Linked DNA regions of Homo sapiens: region 1 is linked to region 2. A link is a contact called in ENCODE Hi-C or POLR2A ChIA-PET data. All regions are on one chromosome and are shown on one strand. Each heading gives the region's core, a stretch centred on a gene start or an enhancer-like site at or near the end of the contact. The rest is flanking DNA. Distances are from core to core; before and after follow the strand shown.

The links. A loop is a pair of places that touch in the nucleus more often than their neighbours do. ChIA-PET counts read pairs that join two places held with the same protein, here RNA polymerase II (POLR2A). Pooled maps may share reads with other maps.
Region 1: a loop to region 2 is called in a map with no recorded cell type, with 3 times the contacts of the local background. The contact joins the promoter of CHADL here to the enhancer-like site in region 2. A Hi-C loop is called at or near these places in 2 of 37 single-sample maps with no recorded cell type and 6 of 50 pooled maps. POLR2A ChIA-PET finds 5 or more read pairs at or near these places in 11 of 52 experiments (BJ, CD4-positive, alpha-beta T cell, CD4-positive, alpha-beta memory T cell and 7 more).

The regions. Positions count from the first base shown.
Region 1 is chr22:41,235,579-41,242,361 of GRCh38, reverse strand. It overlaps CHADL (chondroadherin like), which reads left to right and starts at 1,431. Exons shown (of 6, transcript NM_138481.2): 1 at 1,431-1,488; 2 at 2,742-2,919; 3 at 3,477-5,186; 4 at 5,712-5,878. The coding sequence starts at 1,481. RefSeq lists enhancers at 827-1,327, 1,328-1,828, 3,278-3,865, 3,866-4,454, 4,455-5,043 and 1 more and silencers at 4,141-4,520, 4,581-4,680.
Region 2 is chr22:41,019,967-41,027,344 of GRCh38, reverse strand. No RefSeq gene overlaps it. Among named protein-coding and RNA genes, the nearest start is that of SNORD140, 50 kb to the left of the region's middle. RefSeq lists enhancers at 4,396-4,972, 6,127-6,704 and a silencer at 4,402-5,631. Within about 2 kb of position 4,689, at least 39 of the 41 ENCODE cell types and tissues checked have a DNase peak (open chromatin) inside an H3K27ac peak, as active enhancers do; they include CD4-positive, alpha-beta T cell, where a contact is called at or near this core.

The DNA.
Region 1 (6,783 bases), core at 182-2,681, 220 kb before region 2:
GGGCGATAAAGTGAGACTCTGTCTCAAAAAACAAAAAACTCCTGCAGTCTAGGAAAAGTACACACAGATGTTCATTGTTTAACATATATAAATATATATAAACATATACATTTATATTTTTATTATATATAAATATATACACACATAAGTGTATACACACACACATACATATATATATATATATATATATATATATATATATATATATATATATATATGTATATATTTTTTTTCTTTTTTGAGACAGTTTCACTCTGTTGCCCAGGCTAGAGTGCAGTGGCGCCATCTCGGCTCTCGCGTTCATGCCATTTGCCTGCCTCAGCCTCCCAAGTAGCTGGGACTACAGGCGCCTGCCACCACACCCGGCTAATTTTTTGTACTTTTAGTAGAGATAGGGTTTCACTGTGTTAGCCAGGATGGTCTTGATCTCGACCTCGTGATCCACCCGCCTCCGCCTCCCAAAGTGCTGGGATTACAGGCGTGAGCCACCGCGCCCGGCCTTTTTTTTTTCTCTTGAGACAGAGTCTGTGTTGCCCAGGCTGGTCTCAAACTCCTGGGCTCAAGTGATCCTCCCACCTCAGCCTCCCAAAGTGCTGGGATTACAGGCATGAGCCACTGTGCCTGACCCCTGTTTCCAATTAAAGGAACAAACAGTAGAAGATGCAATTCCATCAGAAGCAGGAATCTGAAAAATCAAGATACATGAACATTGGCCATGGTCTGGATGTATTATTTAAAAAACAAACACGAGCTTGGGAAGATGCGTATTTGGATATTCTTTGCAATATTGTTTGTAAATAGCAAAAAATTGGAGGTAGCCAATGTCCAAGATGAATGGCTAAGTCAATGTGATACATTTACACAATGGAATACTATATACCACAGAATAATGAGATTCGGAAGAGTCAATTTGGATAACTCCCAGTAATCTGAGGTTAAGTGAAAAAAATGAGTGTCTAGAATCCTGTGTGTCCAGTATTAAACTATTTATGTCAATGTGTAAGCACAAACGGAAGGAAAGGGTCACCTGTTCTGAAGCACCCACTGTGTGCCAGGTGCGGGCCTGAACCCCCACTGTGACCTCAGAGCTACTTATTAATGGGATGTGTTTTTCAGAGACTAGGAAGCAGCCTCTGGGAGGGCAGCCCACATGGCAGGAGGGAGCCCAGGACTGCTGACTCCCGGGCCAGCTGCTGGTGCCCCCTCCCTGTCGGGCTGGCCCAAGGATTCAGGCCGGGGCCTCAGTCCTCGGCTGGGGCAGGCAGGAGGCCCTGTAACTCCAGCCGCTGCTCCCGCCCGCCGCCCGCCCCTTCTTCACCTCAGCCTGGGGAAGCCTGGCTTGCCTGGTCTGCCGACAATGCCTCCCATTCAGCCCTGTCCCAGCTGCCAGGCCTGCGGGCCGTGGAGGGGGGCTCCTGCCAGGCGGGGACAGCCTGTCCCTGCGCTGCGCCTCCAGGCTGGACCAGCAGTTCCAGGCGGCATGGAGGGGTGAGTCTTTGGGCCCGATGGTGCAAGGGGGGATTCAGAGCAGCTCAGTGGCCTCAGGTAAGTCTCTGCCCCCTCTGGGCCTCTCAGAGGCTGGCGGGCAGGGGCTCTGGGGACTTCCTGGGGTTCTCCAGGAAGGGGGTCTCCCAAGGTGGGCTCTGAGACACGTGGCAATGTGGCCACTGCCAGGAACTGGTCCTCTGGGGCTTGTCTGAGAGCCCAGCAGTGGTCCCTGCATTATGAATGCTTGTCGCTTCAGCGATCTGTCCCCATGGGTCCCCTCCCTGGCCTGCCCTGAGGCACAGCCTTCACCACAGGCTCTGGAGAAGCCACCAACTCCAACGCAGGGGCTGGAGCCTGGGACCCAAAGGAGACTCCAAAACAGACGATAGTCCAGTGAGCAGCGAGGGGGAGGCTCCTGGGGGCCGGGGAACAGCCCAGCGATGGGGGAGAGGCCATGCCTGACACAGGCTGAGAACAGAGGGGCCAGCTGGGCAGGGGAGGTGATCTATCATCCTAGCGCTTTGGGAGGCCAAGGTGGGACAATCACTTGAGGCCAGGAGTTCAAGACCAGCCCGGGCAACATAGCGAGACCCTGTCTCTACCAGAAGTAATTAAAAAATTAGCCAGGCGTGGTGGTGTGTGCCTGTAGTCCCAGCTACTCAAGAGGCTGAGGTGAGAGGATCACTTTAGCCCAGGAGGTGAAGGCTGCAGTAAGCCATAGTCATTCCACTGCACTCCAGACTCCAGCCTGGGCAACAGAGCAAGGCTTGTCTCTATTTAAACAAACAAACAAAAAAAGACTCAAGGACCCGGACTGGATGCCTCCCTCCTTTCTGGGGGGTACCATTATGCTCCTGCCACCTGGGAGCTGGCATCATATCAGTCTGAGGACAGGCTGCTTCCGAGCCTACCCTGGACCAGAGCCTCACCACAGCCTGAGAACATGCTCTGAACTGGAGTCATTCTCACAGTCAGCAAGTCCTCACTGAGCCATTGGGCAGAGGCAAAGGGACTAACCAGGTCACTTTTCTGAGCCTCGGTTTCCTCCCATGTAAAACAGGACTAATCATAGGACCTCCACTGCGTGGGGGGTGGGGGGCAGGGAGGCTCAGGGTGATTGGCACTTTCCTGGGCCCAAAGGAGGAGGCTCTGAGGGGTTTTTGGGGCAGGAGCTGCACCATGGCTGGGACTAAGTGAGGGACAGCATGTGGCCTCGGCCCTTGTGCACAACAGACTCTCCCTCCCCGTCCCAGGCCCCGGAGCTCCACCCATGTCCCCTTGGTGCTGCCGCTTCTTGTACTTCTGCTGCTGGCCCCGGCTAGGCAGGCCGCCGCCCAGCGCTGCCCACAGGCCTGCATCTGTGACAACTCCAGGCGACACGTTGCCTGCCGGTACCAGAACCTCACTGAGGTGCCAGACGCCATCCCTGAGGTCAGCAGGGCAGGAGCACAGGCACAGAGTGGCAGTGGGGCAAGGTGGGGACCCAGAGGGAGGAGCCTGGGCTGGGCACCAGTTGATCTGCCACCGCCTGCCCGGGAGACCTTGGCAAATTACTTCTCTTTGAGCCTCAGTTTACACTTCTGTAAAATGGGAATAATAAAAACCAGTAACAGGGAGATGATCTATTTAAAATCCTTACTGTGTGAATGGAATAAGTAGGTGACCCATAGATCGATACTGAATTCACTGCAGACCCTGTGGTGGAGAGGCGGGCTGTGGCAGGGTGAGGTGTGGTCTCTGCTCTGCAGAGTCATCAGCTAGTGGAGGAGAGAGAGCGAGGAGGCAGGGACAGCACAGTGTGAAAAATGCCACAGTGGGTGATGCCCAGGGCACTGGAGAGGAAGGCTTCCTGGAGGAGGTGTCAGGGGTCGGATGAAGAGAAATATGGGAAAGGTGACAGGAGAAAAGAGTGTTCCGGGGAAGAAGCAGCACTTGCAAAGGCGGGGTCCCTGCCTGGCTCAGCCCCACTTTCTCCTCGCTGTCCCCAGCTGACCCAGCGGCTGGACCTGCAGGGCAATTTGCTGAAGGTGATCCCCGCAGCCGCCTTCCAGGGCGTGCCTCACCTCACACACCTGGACCTGCGCCACTGCGAGGTGGAGCTGGTGGCCGAGGGCGCCTTCCGTGGCCTGGGCCGCCTGCTCCTGCTCAACCTGGCCTCCAACCACCTGCGTGAGCTGCCCCAGGAGGCGCTGGACGGGCTGGGCTCGTTGCGGCGGCTGGAGCTGGAGGGGAACGCACTGGAGGAGCTGCGGCCGGGGACGTTCGGGGCACTGGGTGCGCTGGCCACGCTAAACCTGGCCCACAACGCCCTGGTTTACCTGCCCGCCATGGCCTTCCAGGGGCTACTGCGCGTCCGCTGGCTGCGGCTGTCGCACAACGCGCTCAGCGTGCTGGCCCCCGAGGCCCTGGCTGGCCTGCCCGCCCTGAGACGGCTCAGCCTACACCACAACGAGCTCCAGGCTCTGCCCGGGCCTGTCTTGTCCCAGGCCCGCGGCCTGGCCCGTCTGGAGCTGGGCCACAACCCGCTCACCTACGCGGGCGAGGAGGACGGGCTGGCGCTGCCCGGCCTGCGGGAGCTGCTGCTGGACGGCGGGGCCCTGCAGGCCCTGGGTCCCAGGGCCTTCGCACACTGTCCGCGCCTGCACACCCTCGACCTCCGCGGGAACCAGCTAGACACCCTGCCCCCGCTGCAGGGCCCGGGCCAGCTGCGCCGGCTGCGGCTGCAGGGGAATCCGCTGTGGTGCGGCTGCCAGGCGCGGCCCCTACTCGAGTGGCTGGCGCGGGCGCGCGTGCGCTCGGACGGCGCGTGCCAGGGGCCGCGGCGCCTGCGGGGCGAGGCTCTGGACGCCCTGCGGCCCTGGGACCTGCGCTGCCCTGGGGACGCGGCGCAGGAAGAGGAAGAGCTGGAAGAGCGGGCTGTGGCCGGGCCCCGCGCCCCTCCGCGCGGCCCTCCGCGCGGCCCCGGGGAGGAGCGGGCAGTCGCGCCTTGCCCTCGCGCCTGCGTGTGCGTCCCCGAGTCCCGGCACAGCAGCTGCGAGGGCTGCGGCCTGCAGGCGGTGCCCCGCGGCTTCCCCAGCGACACCCAGCTCCTGGACCTGAGGCGGAACCACTTCCCCTCGGTGCCCCGAGCGGCCTTCCCCGGCCTGGGCCACCTGGTGTCGCTGCACCTGCAGCACTGCGGCATCGCGGAGCTGGAAGCGGGCGCCCTGGCCGGGCTGGGCCGCCTGATCTACCTGTACCTCTCCGACAACCAGCTCGCAGGCCTCAGCGCTGCTGCCCTTGAAGGGGCTCCCCGCCTCGGCTACCTGTACCTAGAACGCAACCGTTTCCTGCAGGTGCCAGGGGCTGCCCTGCGCGCCCTGCCCAGCCTCTTCTCCCTGCACCTGCAGGACAACGCTGTGGACCGCCTGGCACCTGGGGACCTGGGGAGAACACGGGCCTTGCGCTGGGTCTACCTGAGTGGAAACCGCATCACCGAAGTGTCCCTTGGGGCGCTGGGCCCAGCTCGGGAGCTGGAGAAGCTGCACCTGGACAGGAATCAGCTGCGAGAGGTGCCCACTGGGGCCTTGGAGGGGCTGCCTGCCCTCCTGGAGCTGCAGCTCTCGGGCAACCCACTCAGGGCCTTGCGTGACGGAGCCTTCCAGCCTGTGGGCAGGTCGCTGCAGCACCTCTTCCTGAACAGCAGTGGCCTGGAGCAGGTGGGCACTGGGCATCTGGCGGGGTTGGTGCAGGAGGCGGCACAAGGCCACAGGCAGCGTGCATTCACTCAACAAGCATTTGCCAGCCCCTTGGTGCCAGGTCTCAGCCTGGGCACGGGGACCCTGAGATAAACCAGGACTGCCCCTACCGGTGTGAGTGACAGTCCGGGCAGAACCCAGGCCACACACGGTGCCTGCACAGGACGGTATTGCTGGAGCATAGAGGAGGGAGGAATTTGGGACCATGCAGTCATCTACTGTTTGTACATATTGAGAGCCCCCAAGAGGTTTTGCCATTATTGGGTGGTGGGGTGGACCATGAACTGGGCATCTGGGTGACTTGGACGGAGCAAGTGTTTTGACATCAGACCAGCCTGGGTTTTGACCCAGCGCTGCACTTCCTGGCTGGACCAGCTTGGGCTCTCCAGCTTCTCTTCTGCTGAGGGAAGATGGGGCTCCCTTCCAGACTTGGGGGTGGGACAGCTCTGCCAGGAGCTCACATTGGGGCCTGGCAACTCCTTGCAGATTTGTCCTGGGGCCTTTTCAGGCCTGGGGCCCGGGCTCCAGAGCCTGCACCTGCAGAAGAACCAGCTTCGGGCCCTGCCTGCCCTGCCCAGTCTCAGCCAGCTGGAGCTCATCGACCTCAGCAGCAATCCCTTCCACTGTGACTGCCAGCTGCTTCCGCTGCACAGGTGGGCACCCCCACCTAGACCTCCAGCCAAAGACCACCCAGCCACTCTCAGTCAAGCCCCTGTCATCTCCCCAGGCACACCATGTCCATGCCCATCCGAGCAGCTTGTGGGGAGGGGCGGGTCCTGTGAGAGCCAGGCATGTATAAGCCCTTTCCAGGGTTAGTTACCCTTCCTGGGGATGTTGAGGGTGGACTTCTCTGAGCCTTGATTTCATCATCCATAAAGTGGGCATGGTATCTGCTCTGCCTAGCGGGCTGGGACCTAATAGGTAGGCGAGACCACTTTACATAATTACATGAGAAAGTCACAAGAGGTCGGGGATGGTGGCTCGCGCCTATAATCCCAGCACTTTGGGAGGCCAATGCAGGCTGATCACCTGAGGTCAGGAGTTTGAGAGTAGCCTGGCCAGCATGGTGAAACTCTGCCTCTACTAAAAATACAAAAATTAGCTGGGCGTGGTAGTGGGTGCCTGTAATCCCAGCTACTTGGGAGGCTGAGGCAGGAGAATTGCTTGAACCTGGGAGGCAGAGGTTGCTGTGAGCTGAGATCGCGCCACTTCACTCCAGCCTGGGCGACAGAGTGAGACTCCATCTCAAAAAAAAATAAAAAGTCACAAGAAGCCTGGAGTCCTGCAGACCTGGGCTCCAGTCCTGGCTCTGGTATTTTACCAACTAACTCTGCAAGCCGCGTAACCTTTCCTGCCCATCTGTAAAAAGGGGGGATGTAGTATCTAACCTCATGATGGTTGTTGTAAGAATGAAATTAGCATAGATAAGTTGATTTGAACAGTGTCTGCTACGTTGTAAGCCCTCTAACTGTTTATTATTACTATTATTATCCCCTTTTTACAAAGAAGGGATCAGAGGCTTGAAGTGGCTTGTAGGTCACATAATTGGTGAGCCGCC
Region 2 (7,378 bases), core at 3,440-5,939:
AGACCAGCCTGGCCAACATGGTGAAACCACATCTCTACTAAAAATACAAAAAATTAGCCAGGTGTGGTGGTGTATGCCTGTAACCCCAGCTACTCGGGAGGCTGAGGCAGAATTGCTTGAACCTGGGAGGCGAAGGTTATAGTGAGCCGAGATCGTGCCATTGCACTCCAGCTTGGGCAACAAGAGCGAATCTCTGTCTTAAAAAAAAAAAAATAGTAGTAACCAGGTCAGTCTTGATAAGGGGATGGTCTTGTTTGGTCCCTGTCTAGCCCACACCTCTGTCCCATAGATCCACCAAACAAGCACCAGGTTGGCTGGGGAAAGAGGTTGAGTGACATCCACGGAATACGTCGCTTTGTCCACTTGATTACTGAGAGCCTCTTCTGCAGTAAATGTCCCTTGGAGACTATTCACATGGAACACTGTTCACTGTGTCTGTTCTGAGAGGTCCATCCACATGTACCTTTTCCCCAGATTTCCTGTTGCCTATCTTCCAGTCCTGTTCTTTCAGGTGTGTTAGCCACTGACCATTAGTCCAATTTCAGGCCATCTCCAAGTCCTAACCATATGGACAATTAAATATTCTGCTCCAAGTTCTGCCCCTTGGGAGGATTTCTCTCCATCATTGTCTTTCCAGAGTACTTTGATTGGGGTCGTAATGCTGATGGGGTGACCGTGAAAGGCTGATGAGAGACTGACAATGGACGGATGAGGCAGACAACTCCTGAATCCGCTGGCCAGTCACAGAGACAACCAGACTTACTGCCAATGGCATCCTCATGACAGTGCAAACCCAGAATGTGAGAAATTCTCAAGGACAAATGATCTGTTTTCTGTTTTTCTATTTTTTGAGGCGGAGTCTCGCTCTGTCACCCAGGCTGGGGTGCAGTGGTGCGATCACTGCTCACTGCAATCTCCACCTCCCGGGTTCAAGCGATTCTTCTGCCTCAGCCTTTCAAGTAGCTGGGTTTTCAGGCGCCTGGCACCATGTCCAGTTAATTTTTGTATTTTTAGTAGAGACGGGGTTTCACCATGTTGGCCAGTCTGGTCTCGAACTCCTGACCTCAAGCGATCTGCCCGCCTTGGCCTCCCAAAGTATTGGGATTACAGGCGTGAGCCACTGCGTCTGGCCAGCCACCGTGCCCAGCCATGATCTGGTTTCTTTCTTTTTTTTTTTTTTTTTTTGAGACGGAGTCTCGCTCTGTTGCCTAGGCTGGAGTGCAGCGGCATGATCTCAGCTCACTGCAACCTCTGCCTCCTGGTTCAAGTGATTTTCCTGCCTCAGCCTCCCAAGCAGCTGGGACTGCAGGCACGTGCCACCATGCCCAGGTAATTTTTGTCTTTTTAGTAGAGACAGGGTTTCACCACATTGGCCAGGCTGGTCTTGATCCCCTGACATCATGATCCACCCGCCTTGGCCTCCCAAAGTGCTAGGACTACATTTTGTTTAAAGGAGGAAGAGGAAATGCTATGGGTTAAAAGGGGCTTAAGAGACATATCAGCCAAATACAATACATGGACCTATTTGGATGGTGATTATAACAACCCAATTATAAAAAAAAATCATTTATGAGACAATCAGGAAAATGTGAACACTGGTGACTGGATATTAGATGATATTAAGGAATTACTGTTAATTATTTTTAGGTGTGATAATTGTATTATAGATATGTTAAAGAAAAGTCCTTGACTATTATTAAAGATTGAATCCTAATCTCCTAGAGATACATTCTGAAGTCTAGTAATATTTTTGATAGAAATAGAATGAATTCTGAGTTTTGCTTTAAAATAGCAAGGCAGACAAAGACAAAACAAGATTGGCTATATGTTGATAATCACTGAAGCTGGATGATAGGTATGGGTACATAATATTATTTGCTCCTTTTTGTGTGAGTTTTAATTTTTCTGTACTGGCCGGGTGCAGTGGCTCACGCTTGTAATCCCAGCACTTTGGGAGGTCAAGGCGGGTGGATCACTTGAGGTCAGGAGTTCAAGACCAGCCTGGCCAACATGGTGAAATCCTGTCTTTACTAAAAAATACAAAAATTAGCCCAGCGTGATGGCAGGCACCTGTAGTCCCAGCTACTCGGGAGGCTGAGGCAGGAGAACTGCTTAAATCCGGGAGGTGAAGGTTGCAGTGAGCTGAGATCGTGCCACTGCATTCCAGCCAGGGCGACAGAGCAAGACTCCATCTCAAAAAAAGAAATAAAAATAATTAAATAAATTTTCTGTACCAAAAGGTGGTTTTCTTTTGGGTTTTGTTTTCTAAATGTATCTTGACCTCATGCCCTTCACATCAAAATTTCTTCAAAGATTAATCTATGACTCCCTCACCCATTCTCTGTGGTTTGGCTTTCAGCTCTGTCAATCCTTTGACACTGCCCTTGCCAAGGTCACCAAGGGAGTCCATGTTACTAAATCCAGTGGTCACTCTTTTGTCCTTCTACCTGACCTCTTGCTGGCATTTCACACTGTGGATCTCTCTTTCTTTCTTTATTTTTATTTTTGAGACGGAGTTTCGCTCTTGTTGCCCAGGCTGGAGTGCAATGGCGCCATCTCAGCTCACCGCAACCTCTGCCTCCTGGGTTCAAGCGATTCTCCTGCCTTAGCCTCCCAAGTAGCTGGGATTACAGGCATGCACCACCACGCCCAGCTAATTTTGTATTTTTAGTAGAGACGAGGTTTCTCCACGTTGGTCAGGCTGGTCTCGAACTCCTGACCTCAGGTGATCCACCTACCTCAGCCTCCCAAAGTGCTGGGATTACAGGCATGAGCCACTGCACCCGGCCAGGTCTCTCTTTTTTGGGACACATTCTTCCTTGGCTTCTGGGAGACCACAGCCCCCCGGTTTCTCTCTAGTCTCATTAGTCACTATCTCTACCAACTCCAGTCCCATGATTTTGAACACACTCCTCACTCCTCTTCACTCCTGGATTTTTATCTCCAGCCCTGCTCTCTTCTCTGAGAACTTACTTTGTCACTTGCTTTGTGTGACTTCTCCACTTTGATATTAAAAAGGCAGCTCAGGGCCAGGCGCAGTGGCTCACACCTGTAATCCCAGCACTTTGGGAGGCTGAGGCGGGTGGATCATCTGAGGTCGGGAGTTCAAGACCAGCCTGGCCAACATGGTGAAACCCCATCTCTACTAAAAACACAAAAATCAGCCGGGTGTGGTGGCACGACCCTGTAATCCCAGCTACTTGGGAGGCTGAGGTTGCAGTGGGCCGAGATCGTGCCACTGCACTCAAGCCTGGGTGACAGAGCAAGACTCCGTCTCAAAAAATAAATAAATAGGCCGGGCACGGTGGCTCACGCCTGTAATCCCAGCACTTTGGGAGGCGGAGGCGGATGGATCACGAGGTCAGGAGTTCAAGACCAGCGTGGCCAACATGGTGAAACCCCATCTCTATTAAAAATACAAAAATTAAGCTGGGTGCAGTGGCTCACGCCTGTAATCCCGGCACTTTGGGAGGCCGAGGCGGGTAGATCACAATGTCAGAAGTTCAAGACCAGCCTGGCCAAGATGGTGAAACCCTGTCTCTACTAAAAAACAAATTAGCCAGGCATGGTGGCACATGCCTGTAGTTCCAGCTACTCAAGAGGCTGAGATGGGAGGATCACTTGAGCCCTGAAGGTGGAGGCTGCAATAAGTCTGGAAGACTGATAGAGACCCTGTATCAAAAATAAAATAAAAGGCAGCTCAGATGTAACATGGCCAAACCCTATTTTGATCTCTCCATTCTCTCATATCTGCTCCTTGCCCATTACAGTTAAGAACCCCTTCAACCAAGCCAGCGTCTCATCCTTGAAGCTCTCTTTTCCTCAAGTCCCCACTACAATCCATCAGCCAATCTGGTCACTTCCACCTCCAATTAGTTCCCTGAATCAGCCTCTTCTCATCAGCGCCACTGCCTCCACCCAGCTCAAGGTCTTACGTGGGCCACCTGATGTCCCAGAAAGCATGGGCACGGCTTACAGATATCACTTAAGTCTTTTCACTCCTTTAACCGCTTTTTAATTCTCTTTATCATCACCTAGGAACATTTTTATCTCCACTCTAACATTTTTATCTACCCGACTTTTAAAAGTTTTCTAAACAAACAATGGGCCTTTCATCCATTGTTTCAGGGGGCATATGCTGAAATATGACACGATGTCAGGGATTTGTTTCACAATAATAGGGAGGAACAGTGGGTAGGGGCTGGGGAAAGAAAAAAAAAACAGGATCAGGAGTTGCTCGTTCTGTGTGGGGGGATGCTCGCCAGGAGCTCACTTTACCATCCTGACTTTTGTTTATGTTCAAAATTCTCCATAATGAAAACCCGAGATTACCAACTCCTACGTAACTGACTTTACGGACAAGAACTCTTTTATCGGGTGCTTGAGGTCAGACCGAGTTACTGCGGTCTGCCAGCAGTGACAATTTAGTGAGGGCTTACTGCTATTAACAACTGTTAAGTGCGGCGCTGATAGGTAACAATGCTTGCGCTCCCAGCGGGGCAGGCACCGAGTGCTTCTTCGGAGGCGCTCCCGACCGCAGCCCAGGCACCCAGACCCCCGCCTGCTCCAGGCCGGCGCCCCGGGCACCTCGGCGGAAGCCGGGAGCGAGCGCAGCTCGGGAAGCCAGAGCTCCACCCTCCCCGAGGCCTTGCACGTGCAGCCCGGAGACTCCGCTGCGCGTCCCTCCCTGCCCCCACCGCGGGCACGTGACCTGCAGCCCTGGGGCCCGGGAGGACTGCGGCCGCGGAACGTCGTAGAGGATCAGGGAAGGTTCAGGGTCGACCTCCAGACTCAGTCCTTGGGTTGGGTGGCAGGGTGGGGGCACTAGGGTGGGGAGATCTCGAGTTTAGGCCATAAAAAAGATCAGAAAGAGAAGAGCCCGAGAGAGAGGTGGCCCACCTTGGCCCCGGAGCTTGGGAGGGCGGGTCCCGGCTGGGGTTCGTGGGATCTGGACCCACTCGCCCCCCGGGACGCGAGCGCGGCGGGGACCGGGCGCGCGAGGCTGCGCCGAGAGAGGGCGCCGGCCCAGGTGCGGCCTCTGGGTGTGGCCGAAGCCAGCCCAGGCGGCCCGGATTGTCGTCCTCTGCGGAAGCGGCCCGGGCGCGGGAGCCGCGGGCGTAGCCAGCTCCGGAGCCCCGCGCCTCCGCCGCCCCGCGCGCCCTTCCTTTGTGTCTCCCAAGCAGGGGTGAACGCAGACCACTTGGATTTGATTTTTCCGTGCGAGTTCCCTTTTTTCCAAGTTCGGGGCCCCTCCTTCCCCCAGCGGCGCGCGCCCCCGGGGTGTCCGCCCCCTCCCCCTCCGGCCCAGCCCTGGGCGGGGCAGACGCCCTTGGAGTCGGGAGAAAAGACTATCTGATTTCAAAACCGACGCGACCCGAGCTGGGCTGCGGAAATGGCGCCCATGTCCCGGCTCCGGCCAGGTCGTGATCAGGAGACAGGTGTGGCCCTGGGACCCGTTTGGAGAGCAGAGGGGACATAAGTGGGTGCTGGGGGCGGGGGAGCTTGTGGCCCTGCGGCCCCCGCCCAGCCCCCGCCGAGCCCCCGCCGCAGCATTTCGGAGCTGGGCGCGGCAAAGGAGGGCCGGGACGCAGGCAGAGCGGGGGTTGAGCGGGGCCTGCGGCAGGGAAACCGGGAGAAGCAGGAGGCCGGGCGGGGCGGGGCAGGACGGTTGAGTCCTTCATTGCTTCTATCACAGACTGAGGAGCCTCTCCCCACCGCAATCCCTTTATACTGGGTAGGGGTTCGAAGGCACAGGGACAGAGTATACAGGACACTGCTTGAGGCAGCGCGTCCACCCACCATCTGTGCGACCTCATCAAGTCACCTCTCTGAGCCTCAGTTTCCCGGTATAATGGAAACGGCAATTTTAAATGACACGTAAGTGCCTGGCACTCATTGAGCTCATCAAATGAAGAGCCCCGTCTCTGGGCCCCCTTGCCCCTGAGGGAAATGCACACACAAACCTAGAAAATGTGCTGTAATGCACAATGTGGGACAGACCCAGTCACTCTCCTTTCATTCTTCTTCCATCGAATATTCTGAGGCTTCGGCGCCAGCCCTTTGCCGGCGGATGCTGCCGAGATGAAGACAGCATGCTCGGCCTGGTGAAGCCAATAAAAGAGCAGGCTCCCCTCCTGGGGCCAGGTGTCACCACAGAAGCAGGCCCTGGAAGATGCCAGGAGCCAGCCAGCCCAGGGCCCTGTCCTACCCCCGGCCCTTCCGCGGGCGAGAGCCCAGGATCTCCAGGTCCTGCCCTGCACTTGGAGATTTGCTCCCTAACAGGTTTTTGGTTTTGTTTTTTTGAATAGAGGCGGGGTTTTGCCGTGTTGCCCAGGCTGGTCTCAAACTCCTGGGCTCAAGCAATCCTCCTGCCTCAGCCTCCCCAAATTCTGGAATTACAGGCGTGAGCCACATGCCCAGTCTGTTGTTTTTCCTTTCTTTTCTTTTCTTTCTTTCTTTCTTTTTTTAGAGACGGTCTCTCTTGCCTCACTTTTTTTTTTTTTTTTTTTGAGACAGTGTCTTACTCAGTTCACCCAGGCTGGAGTGCAGTGGCGTGGTTTTGGCTCACTGCAACCTCTGCCGCCCAGGTTCGAGCAATTCTCCTACCTCAGCCTCCCGAGTAGCTGGGATTACAGGCACCTGCCACAGCGCCCTGCTAATTTTTGTATTTTTAGTAGAGACGGGGTTTCACCATATTGGTCAGGCTGGTCTTGAACTCCTGACCTCGTGATCCACCTGCTTTGGCCTCCCAAAGTGCTGGGATTACAGGTGTGAGCCACCACACCTGGCTCGCCTCACATGTTTTTAAAAGATCCAGTGTCCTGATGGCTCTTGGTGCTCTTCCCAGATGATGGTAAAATGCTCAGTGTGGACCAAGAGAAGCCTGACCCTGACAAACATCCTTTTTTCTTTACACATCTGAATTTTGATGAGCTCTGAAGGGAACTCGATTTCTCCGCAGCCGTCCTGAGTTCTGTGGTGCTTAGTGTCTGATGCCTTCATCTTCCTTTAGTTTCAACACTGTGTATAACTTAGTCCTCTCCAGGACCTGTCCCCCAGCTCTGGGGAGGGACCAAAGCTGTACAGTAGGTGAATAGTGAGTAACTGGATGAAGTGTTCTTTTGTCTCTCTGAATGCTCCCCAGAGCCATAAGGAATTAATAATCTTGGCTACTGGGCTGGGAGCAGTGGCTCACACCTGTAATCCCAGCACCTTGGCAAGCCAAGATGGGAGGATTGCTTGAGGCCAGGAGTTCGAGACCAGCCTGGGCAACAGTGAGGCCCTGTCTCTACAACAAACAAGCAAACAAACAAACAAGAACAACAAAAAAACTCAGCTACCACTTCATGAGTATCTATGCTGCGCCAGGGACTACTTC